Linked DNA regions of Homo sapiens: region 1 is linked to region 2. Evidence: read pairs that join two places in POLR2A ChIA-PET (ENCODE). Cell type or tissue: MCF 10A. All regions are shown on one strand.

Region 1 (5,000 bases), 53 kb before region 2:
CTCCTATTAGACTGTAACTGCCATAAGGATAAAGACTAGGCTACTACCACTGCGTAGACCAGTGCCTGATACAGGGTATGTGTTTAGTGAATGTTTGTAAAATGATCACGTTATTTTTTGGGCTTTTGTTTCCGCATAATGCCTTGGGCTTTCTGCCACATCTGCACAGCACTTGTACTATTATTCTCTTACTTAAAAAACAAAAAACAAAAAGCTGAGATGAAATTTACATACAGCAAAATATATGGCTTTTTTTTTTTTTTTTTTTTTTTTTTTTTTTTTTTTTTTTTTTTTTTTGAGACAGAGTCTCGCTCTGTCGGCCAGGCTGGAGTGCAGTGGTGCAATCTTGGCTCACTACAACCTCTGCCTCCTGGGTTCAAGCGATTCTCCTGCCTCAGCCTCCCAAATAGCTACGATTACAGCCTGTGCCACCAGACCTGGCTAATTTTTGTATTTTTAGTAGAGAAGGGGTTTCACCATGTTAGCCAGTCTGGTCTCGAACTCCTGACCTAAAGTGATCCACCTGCCTCGGCCTCCCAAAGTGCTGGGATTATAGGCATGAGTCACTGTGCCCGGCCCAAAATATGTGATTCTTAAGTGTACATTGTAGTGGATTTGATACAGGTACTTGTACTATACTAACAAAATAGATTTATTTAAATTGACTCTTTTTGTCCCATTTACAACTGCATTAATAGCCATAAGCTCATGGTTTTGTAGTCTGTTATATATTTTCCAATGAATATTAAAATCAGTAACCCCTAGCTACCTCTCCAATAGCTCTCTTCTTCCATCCTTTCAGAATTTTGTTCTTGGAGGAGAACAGCTTACTTATTTCCAAATTTGTAGGCTTTTTTTTTTTCCCTCCCAAATACCAAGAGTCCTCAGGTCATTGTGTTGAAACAGACAGAGGAGTGACTTTTGGACCACAGAAGAGTTTGAGAGATTGTTTCAATTGGACTGCCTGTTTTCTTGTTTTTCTGTTTTCCAGGACAACTTTGGAAGAAGCTGACTGCTTTGAAATCAATTCGGTACACTTCAAAAATTAACTTGCTCCATAGGCATTTGTGGTACACCAGTTAAACACAGAGTTCTGTGTTAGGCACTAAAAGAATATCCTTAGAAAGCTAGCTGATAGGTAGCCTTGTGGGAGAAAGGAGTAAAGTCCACGAGTAAGTATAATCAACAAGGCACGATGCAGGGCACTTCAGAAGACTTGAGTTGTGTGCCATGGGATCAGGCAGTACCCTACTTCAGTCTGTAGATTTGTTCACTAACTTGAAATGGGAGTAAATTAAAATTCAAACTGCACTCATCCTGTTTATGTATTCGGTTTACTGATAATCACAGGTTAGTAATTCAGATCTCAATGGCTGAGATGTTTGGGCTAAGTATTGTCAAGGGATTGTCATATCTGCTTTAGAACTGGTTTACAATACTACACTCATTTTATTTACATTACAAAAGTAATGAATGCTTATTGTGGAAATGTAGAAATATGTAGAAAAATGAAAATGAAAATCCTTAATCACTCATAGTCCAACTGCCTAGAGACTATTGCTGGCCTTTTTGTTAAAAATACATTTTCCCATGGTTAGGATCATACTTCATGTAAAGTATTGTAACTTTAAAAATATTAGCATTTTTTTCATGTCATCAAATATTCTTTATAATATTTTAATGGTAGAATCGAAGTAGATTGTATGTATCTACTGTCCTTTACATGACAGTTTTATCATGCATTCCAATTTCTTGCTGTTATATCTTTGAACATAAATCTCTATGAATTTTTCATAATTTGTGTATATAATTATATGGACACTATTTCTAGATATAACTAGGCTCAAACCAATTAACACAGCCTAATAAGGCAGAGGCAGACTGGGAGGGGCTGGAAACCGGCCCATGAGCTGGTGTATGCCAACAAACACACCTTGCAGGTGCTGCCAGAAGGCCTCGTCTGGCAGCCAAGGCACACAATCTGAAAATTACAGCAACAGACCGGATTCTGGTAGCACTTGGCATCAGGACATCCAGAGAGCTTGTGGAGTTTCCCAAGAAGTCTGCTTAGATGTCTTAAGACTGAGAAAAGAGGGAGGAAGTCTAGTGAGAAGCAGCCTGGCCATCAGCCAGCCTGGGATTCAGCTGAAGGACCTCGGTCTGTTCAACCCACAAGCATTGAGGGGCTACTGTGTACCAGCACTGTGCTGGGAGCTTGGGATACTTCCACAAACAGACGCAGATCTCTGCCTTCATGGAATGCATATTCTAATGACGAAAAGCTTCCATGGATGGGGACTGACAAAAGCGAAGTGGCATTCTGGTTCTAGAGGAACTGGATATTGAGTATATTCAAGATAGACTCAGGTAAAGGGAACAAGGCAGAGGCCAGTGATCAGCACTGGCTTCTCTAATGAACTGAGCTGAATATCAGAGTGGACACATGGCTAGAGCCACACTCATGGCAAGGATGACTTATCAAGTCTCAGAGTAGAGCCTACAAGTGCATCTTTCTGGCCTAAGGCCATATTAGTCCAAACAGTGAAGATTTGCCTCAGCCCACACATGGCAGGTTCAGGGCTGACACCTGAATTTTTACACCTGGTTGTAGGAGATGGGAGGTAACTTAGTGCCAATGAGTGAAATGGAGAAAACAGAAATGTGTATTTAGCCCTCTGACTAGCATGTATTATATTAGGTTGTTAATAAAGGTTTGTTAAAGGGATGCATGAATTTAGGAGAAAAGAAAGACGAACATCATGGGGAAGGCATGGGAGACAGAAAATAATACTAATTGATGTAGCATAGTCATTATGAGCTTGGGCAGAGTCAGACAGTCCTAGATTCAAACGTTAGCTCTTCCATTCTCTGTCTTCAGTTTCCTCACCTGTAAATTGGGCTAATAATAGTACCTTCTGCACTGTACGGTAGTTAGGCAATTCCTATAAAGAGATAAGCACACTTAGGGCCGGGCATGGTGGTTGATACCTGTAATCCCGGCACTTTGGGAGGCCAAGGCAAGTGAATTCCCTGGGGTCAGGAGTTTGAGACCCTTGGGCAACATGATGAAATCCTGTCTCTACTAAAAATACAAAAAAAAAAAAAAAAACAACTTAGCTGAGCATGGTGGTACATGCCTGTAGTCCCAGTGACTTGGGAGGCTGAGGCACGAGAATCACTTGAACCTAGGAAGCAGAGGTTGCAGTGAGCTGAGATCATGCCACTGTACTCCAGCCTGGGCAATAGAGCGAGACATTGTCTCCAACAGAAAAAATAATAAAAAAGAGTTAAGCACATTTCTTGGCACACATAGTAAGCATTCAATAAATTTTAGCTAATAAAAGTAATGTTTAATGTTTGGCTTTTGGGGGATATTAACATATTACACATTCTCTGGTGAGGTTCAGCTTTCTTAACGTCATGAACCTAGAAAACTGGGAAAAATTACTTTCATAAGGATGGTGGGATTTCATATATACACACACCCCTATACATGTCACTTTTGTTGTTGTTGTTACTGAAATGAGGGCTTCTCCAGTTTAGAAATGAGGCAATGAAGAGTGGAAGGATTAACATAAATAATCTTAAAAAAATTGTTGGTTGATTGGAAATCAAAGACTTGGAGTGGGGAGCCATAAGAGGAAGATATCTTCCCGCAATCCACATTACCATTATAATTACCGAAATATAGGTCCACGTAGAAGAGCCTGGTAAAATTAAGAGATTCAAAGGTACGTAGTTTCGATTAAGCTGCTAAATAGCTTCATTCTTCAATCGTGGTTAGAACAGCTTCTCTCCCTTCTGCTTATGCTAGGATGGTATAAGACAAAAAGATCTAGAGCTAGGGTTCTCTATCAGTTTCCTATTTTGTTTGGGCTTCTGCTCATTGGAGCACTATTTATCCTGAGGGCATTTGTAGTTCTCCCTCTGGGCAAAGTCTAGAAATCTTTTCTGCCTCCTGAAAATCTGTTGCTTGCATGGTAATCTTGAGAAAATATTTCTAGAAGTGAATGAAATGGCCAGGCACTTCATTTAAGCAGATTATCTTCTACCTTCTTTGACTATGGAACTCAGGCCTGGATAAATATTCTATTAGGAAAGGTGTGATCACAGAAGATCCAGTCAGCAGGTAAGAAGTATATGTAATACACATCTATCGTTATGGATAAGGAACAGTAAGTGGGAATAAGGGAGCAGAAGTTTCATGGAAAGTCTTGCTGACCAACCTCAAGAATGAAATATGGCATTGTAACTATATCCGCCCAAATAGGATGCCCAGGCTTAAACCGTATTTACATGCAAAGGCGTCCCACAGTGCCCAGTATTACTGTTTCTTTATTCAACGTTTGGACCTCATGTCCCTTCCTCATCTTTGCTTATCTGAGGTCTTTTGCTTTCTCCCTGTTCAAAACCTGCTTTCCGTTCCTCTTGCGACTTCCTCTGTCCAGGAAGCACAGACTATCACTCCATTCTCACTTGGAGGCTCTTACCTTCTCTCCTTCCAGCTAAGGGGTATTCGTGTCTTTGTTTTTCTTCATAGGAACTTCCTGCCTGGCATGAGATTGCCATGGATGCCTGGTGGCCAGGCTTGCCTTTGAGCTGTGATAATGCTGATCTCCTGGAGTCCTGTTAGTGCACAGCACACTTTTACGTTCTCTTTCATGTTTGGTTGGCACAAAGTGCTCTGGGGTGGGCAGTAGGTACTTCATTATCCTCATTTTATAGTCATGAAACTGGCTTAGAGAGGTGAGGCTGTGGGGAAGAGGTGAAGCTGTGTCAGAATCCAGAGGCTTCCACAGGGAAAGGAGCTCTTGTGTTTCTCATCCCCACTAGGATTCCAGGGAGCATGAAGCTCCCTGCCAAAGGGCTGTGCTGTTAAAATGAACAAAAAGGAAAGTTGAGGTCTTACTTTAGAGCACTGCATTAGAGCAGTAACCCTACTTCTACCTCACTTTGCTGACCTTAAACATGATATTTATTTGGTATCACAATTGGAACTG
Region 2 (5,000 bases):
ACCATTTTTTCATTCTTACCCCCACTTCATCTACTTCTTGAGCTAATGAGCTATTTGTGAAGCTTCCCTTATGCCTCTTGAACTGCTTCTGCTGCTCTCGGAAGTGTGCTTAGAATGAGAACATATACATTATAATTTAAATTATTGGATCAGTTGAACAATTCGTCCCTGCAGGTCAAATTCTTCAATTGTGATCAATCCCTATGAGTCAAATTCAAATTTAATTTTTTAAATGTTTTTTTTCAAAAAGATTTCATTTCATTCTACTTCTCCAAATAGATAAATGTTTATTTCAAGAAACACTGCCAAATATTGTTAGTGCTTCAAATCTGCCAGCCATTGACTTTTTTTTTTTTTTTTGAGATGGAGTCTTGCTCTGTCATCCACGCTGGAGTGCAGTGGTGCAATCTCAGCTCACTGCAACCTCCACCTCCCACGTTCAAGTAATTCTCCTGCCTCAGCCTCTCAAGTAGCTGGGACTACAGGCACACACCACCACACCAGGCTAATTTTTTGTATTTTTAGTAGAGACGGGGTTTTACCATGTTAGCCAGGATGGTCTTGATCTCCTGACCTTGTGATCTGCCCTCCCCAGCCTCCCAAAATGCTGGGATTACAGGCGTGAGCCACCGCACTCGGCCAGCCATTGACTTCTTGAAGCAGCATAATTTGTTGTCCGTGGCTCCTGAATGTTCCTCATGCCACCAGCCCTTATGGTGGATAGTACAACACCAATGTATTCCTTGGAAATCTGGGATCATCTGGAAAGTTCGTTTCTGTGGGTCAGACTTTTAATTGATTGTTCAACTGATCATTCCACCCAAATATTTTCTTTTTTTTTTTTTTTAAATTATACTTTAAGTTTTAGGGTACATGTGCACATTGTGCAGGTTAGTTACATATGTATACATGTGCCATGCTGGTGCGCTGCACCCACTAACTCGTCATCTAGCATTAGGTATATCTCCCAATGCTATCCCTCCCCCCTCCCCCCTCCCCACCACAGTCCCCAGAGTGTGATATTCCCCTTCCTGTGTCCATGTGATCTCATTGTTCAATTCCCACCTATGAGTGAGAATATGTGGTGTTTGGTTTTTTGTTCTTGCAATAGTTTACTGAGAATGATGGTTTCCAATTTCATCCATGTCCCTACAAAGGACATGAACTCATCATTTTTTATGGCTGCATAGTATTCCATGGCGTATATGTGCCACATTTTCTTGATCCAGACTATCATTGTTGGACATTTGGGTTGGTTCCAAGTCTTTGCTATTGTGAATAATGCCGCAATAAACATACGTGTGCATGTGTCTTTATAGCAGCATCCTGTTTTGAAATGACTAGCCTGGTTCTACCATTCACTTCAAGCATCATTTGAACAATTTGGCCCTTTATATATCAAATAAATGTAAAGGAAGGAGTTCACTGACTTTGATGATCTTAAATAGTTTTGTCAGTACTGTAAATACTGATCTCGAATAAAATACTAAATGAAATTCAAGACCTTAGTTGACCTGCTATTGCACTAGATTTGTTTGGAATCAAAACTTATAGTCTTTTAAAGCCATATCACTGTAAAATAGAGTAAAATCTCCAGTAAAGTTCTAGATTATTCATAACACATAGTGGAAATTGTTAGGAGACTTCCATGCCATTACTCCAAGTTAAAGCCAACATTCTAAGTTAAAGCCAAGTATCCTGTTGGAATCCTGTTGGATTCAGGTTGTGCACAGCTGGGGTGACCTTCTTAAATGTTCTTATTCTAGAGTTTGCATTAAAAGCAAAGGAAAAGCTGCAAAAATAGTTGATTAGATACATCTGAGTCCACATTTTAGATATATTGAATTTGAAAAGAATCAATGATAAAAATAGGACTTGACAACATAACTAATAGTTGAAAATTTTCTTAACAATGAAAATGAGAATTTTTGTTCAATTTTGAGGGTTTTTTTTGTTGTTTCTGTTTTTGTTTTGTTTTGAGTTTTTCAGTTGGCCTATGGGAAGAAATATTTGCAGCAGCATATAATACCCAGAATAATCTTGAACTTGCCCTGAGGACTGTAGGGAAAACCCCTACTTGCCTTAGCATGTTCTTGGAAACAATACCACAAAGTGATTTATGTTTTTCTATGAGAACAACATTGTGAAAGCAGCATCTTTTCTGACCAAAGACTTGGCATCATATAAACCATCTTACCAACAGTACGCCATAAAAACAGATATGAATACAAAAAGTAAAATTCTAGCATCATAAACCTAAGTTAAAGAAGGTTTAAATTGCTGTAGCAATTGATCATTACAAGAGGACTCCCTGACTATAACAGCACACAGAGCTCTTCAAACTACAACATTGTGTCATAAATGAGATTGTGTAAATAGAAGTACCTTGCATAACCCTGGCTGGTAACTGGTATCAGGTAATGTTGATTGAGAACAAATATTAAATATCTGTTTGCTCTCCAAGGTGACATTTCTGCCTCTAAAGTTTTATGTTTCAATTTACAATGTCTACTTCTTGTTTGTTTGTTTTCTTGAGACAGAGTCTTGCTCTGTTGCCCAAGCTGGAGTGCAGGGGCATAATCTCAGTTCACTGCAACCTCTGCATCCTGGGTTCAAGTGATTCTTGTGCCTCAGCTTCCCCAGTAGCTGAGATTACAGGTGTGCATCAACACACCCAGCTAATTTTTGTATTTTTAGTAGAGATGGCGTTTCACCATGTTGCCCAGGCTGTACAATATATACTCTTATATTCTTAGACTATGAAAAATGACTTAAATTGTGGAGAAGTATGGGAAGACCTTCTTCTTCCAGAGATACCTGAATAGATCCTTCCCTATTGAATTTCCATGTAACGAGTCAGGGCATTCATGAATTGTCCTATTTTCAGTTAGTTTTCTAAGTACTATAGTAGGGACTCCTCAGATATCTGTTACAGTGGTGGATGAAGAAGGAGGAGAAGGAGAAGTTTTTAAAGTATAATAGCTAACCTAATCTTTTGTCTCTTCCACCATCTTTAGTTAATTCAGATGTTCTCCTTCAATGGCTCATCATCAGACATATACCCCTCTCCCCTCTCTCCCCAGCAAAGGCTAACCAGGAAATATGGAATAGTATTTATTTTGCCATAGGGTGTACTAGACATCTCCCAAGAATGCTAAGATAGGATAAGGCTGTATCCTCCTGATCCTTCAGGATGAGCAGGCCAAACCATCAAATGATCAAATTCCAGAATAGCCAATTTGCCCCGAAGTGATTTTGGTAAAGAATCCATTTGGAATAGTATTTCTCAACTCTCCGACTACATCAGAATCACCAAGGCCTGGGGCCTGCCCCAGACACTGATCCAGTTGTTCTGTGGCGAGATGGCAGTTAAAAAAACACACAAGAACTTTCAAGTGATTGTAATATACAGCCAGAGTTGAGAACAATTGGGCCAGAGCTTTCTTATCTGCCAAATAATGGAAGGCAGAATGGAGGAATAGGGGTTAATTTTATTAACATCTAATAAATTGATTTAAAATGAAAATGGGTGCCTCTTAATAATAATAATACTGATTTGGTGTTTATCATCTTACAGGCACTGTACACACATGAACACATTTAAACTGTGCCACAGCCTTCACTGTATAGGTGAGAAAACAGTCCTGAGTGTCAATTAACTTAGTCATAACAATATAGCTGCTGGCATTAGGATCCAGCTCTACTTCGGAAAAGCTCATCAGTTTCCACTCTACCACACCACCTCTACACTTTTACTTTCTCATCTACGTTTTTCTTTGAGGAGATGCAGTTAAAGTCAGGCAAGCTAACATATATTACCACTGATAACAAATTCAGCAGCCTAAGTATTGCTGAGGAATTTAAGTGGCTGATGTGTTTGTTCCAGTCTTGGGTAGAAATGATACATTATCAACAATTTATTTATTTATTAACAATTTATAAAGAAAACAGTTTTATCAAAAAATTATCAGCTTGAATTTTATGAATGAAGACAGATGATTCCTGTCCATGGAAAATAAATAGTCTGTATCCTTTAAATAATTTAAGGCACATTTCTTGCTAATATTCTGGGTCCACCTATGTCTTGCATTGAAAAAGTATTTACCTAATATCTTAAAGCAGGGCTATGATAACTTAGTTCTCAAGGAAAGAAGGTTTTAAAAATAATTTTCTCTGCTCTCCATTTCTCTTACTGTAAGCATGTGGCAAAGTCTTGGCATCTGCTCAGAATAAATTTTCTGCTTCCTTTCTGTCTTTTAGTCAGCGCACGCTTTCTCTGAGTTCTCCCCCTTACTCCTTCCCTGCTTTAGTAATCTACAGGAAACCAGACCTTACTAATTTGAGTGCTTGCTCTTAGAATTACTTATTACTGTATTAATACATATTTGCTAGAGTTTGTGGAGGATTTGTATTGCTCTAGGTGCTAATAAAAATGTGTAAAAGACAGGCCCCTTAAATAATGTGCAATTTTGAGGGAAACAACAAAGGCAAAAGGATTTCTTTGGGACTGGCTATTTGCAATAAATTGCTCATTTGATTTTATTTTTTATTTTTTTTTTAGCATGCAGGAGGTTTATTAAGAAATGCAATGACGGCAGGATTGGCCAGAGAGAGAAGTCAAGACATGATGCATTCTCAATGGAATGCCTCAGCTGACCATGTGGGGAGTTCTAAAGACGGACTGATGATTCAGAGTGCCCCATGTTGATTTATCAGTAATTTGTTTTGAGCTGCCCTGGAAAGCGGGTGTGAAGTTGGTTGAGAAGGCCCCAGATTTCTCATTTTAAAATGCTGCATGTGAGAGGACATTTTTCACAAAGAACTACTAAATTAAAAAATTGGGGAATAGAACCCTACTATGAACGGAGTGTGTTTCTTCTATTCAGGCACATATTTTTGCCTAATATCCAGATGCTGTTTCCAAAGCTATTTTTTCATGAAATTGTGTTGCTCTAGAATGCTCAATGGTTCTCAAATTTTAGTGTGCATCAGAATCTTAA

The links. Peaks named below come from ENCODE experiments on the same cell type or tissue, not always from the same donor. Only the 100,000 strongest peaks of a DNase experiment are listed, where the experiment ranks them.
Region 1: POLR2A ChIA-PET joins it to region 2 with 8 read pairs; 4 of 35 experiments call an interaction of 5 or more read pairs at or near these places.

The regions. Positions count from the first base shown.
Region 1 is chr3:171,336,769-171,341,768 of GRCh38, reverse strand. The region is part of intron 2 of TNIK (TRAF2 and NCK interacting kinase); the gene reads left to right. Among named protein-coding and RNA genes, the nearest start is that of TNIK, 120 kb to the left of the region's middle. In MCF 10A, no CTCF peak of the experiment used is centred here; a DNase peak (open chromatin) is centred at 2,008.
Region 2 is chr3:171,284,168-171,289,167 of GRCh38, reverse strand. All of the region lies in intron 2 of TNIK (TRAF2 and NCK interacting kinase), which reads left to right. Among named protein-coding and RNA genes, the nearest start is that of TNIK, 170 kb to the left of the region's middle. RefSeq lists an enhancer at 3,763-3,822. In MCF 10A, no CTCF peak of the experiment used is centred here; DNase peaks (open chromatin) are centred at 2,107, 4,247 and 4,657.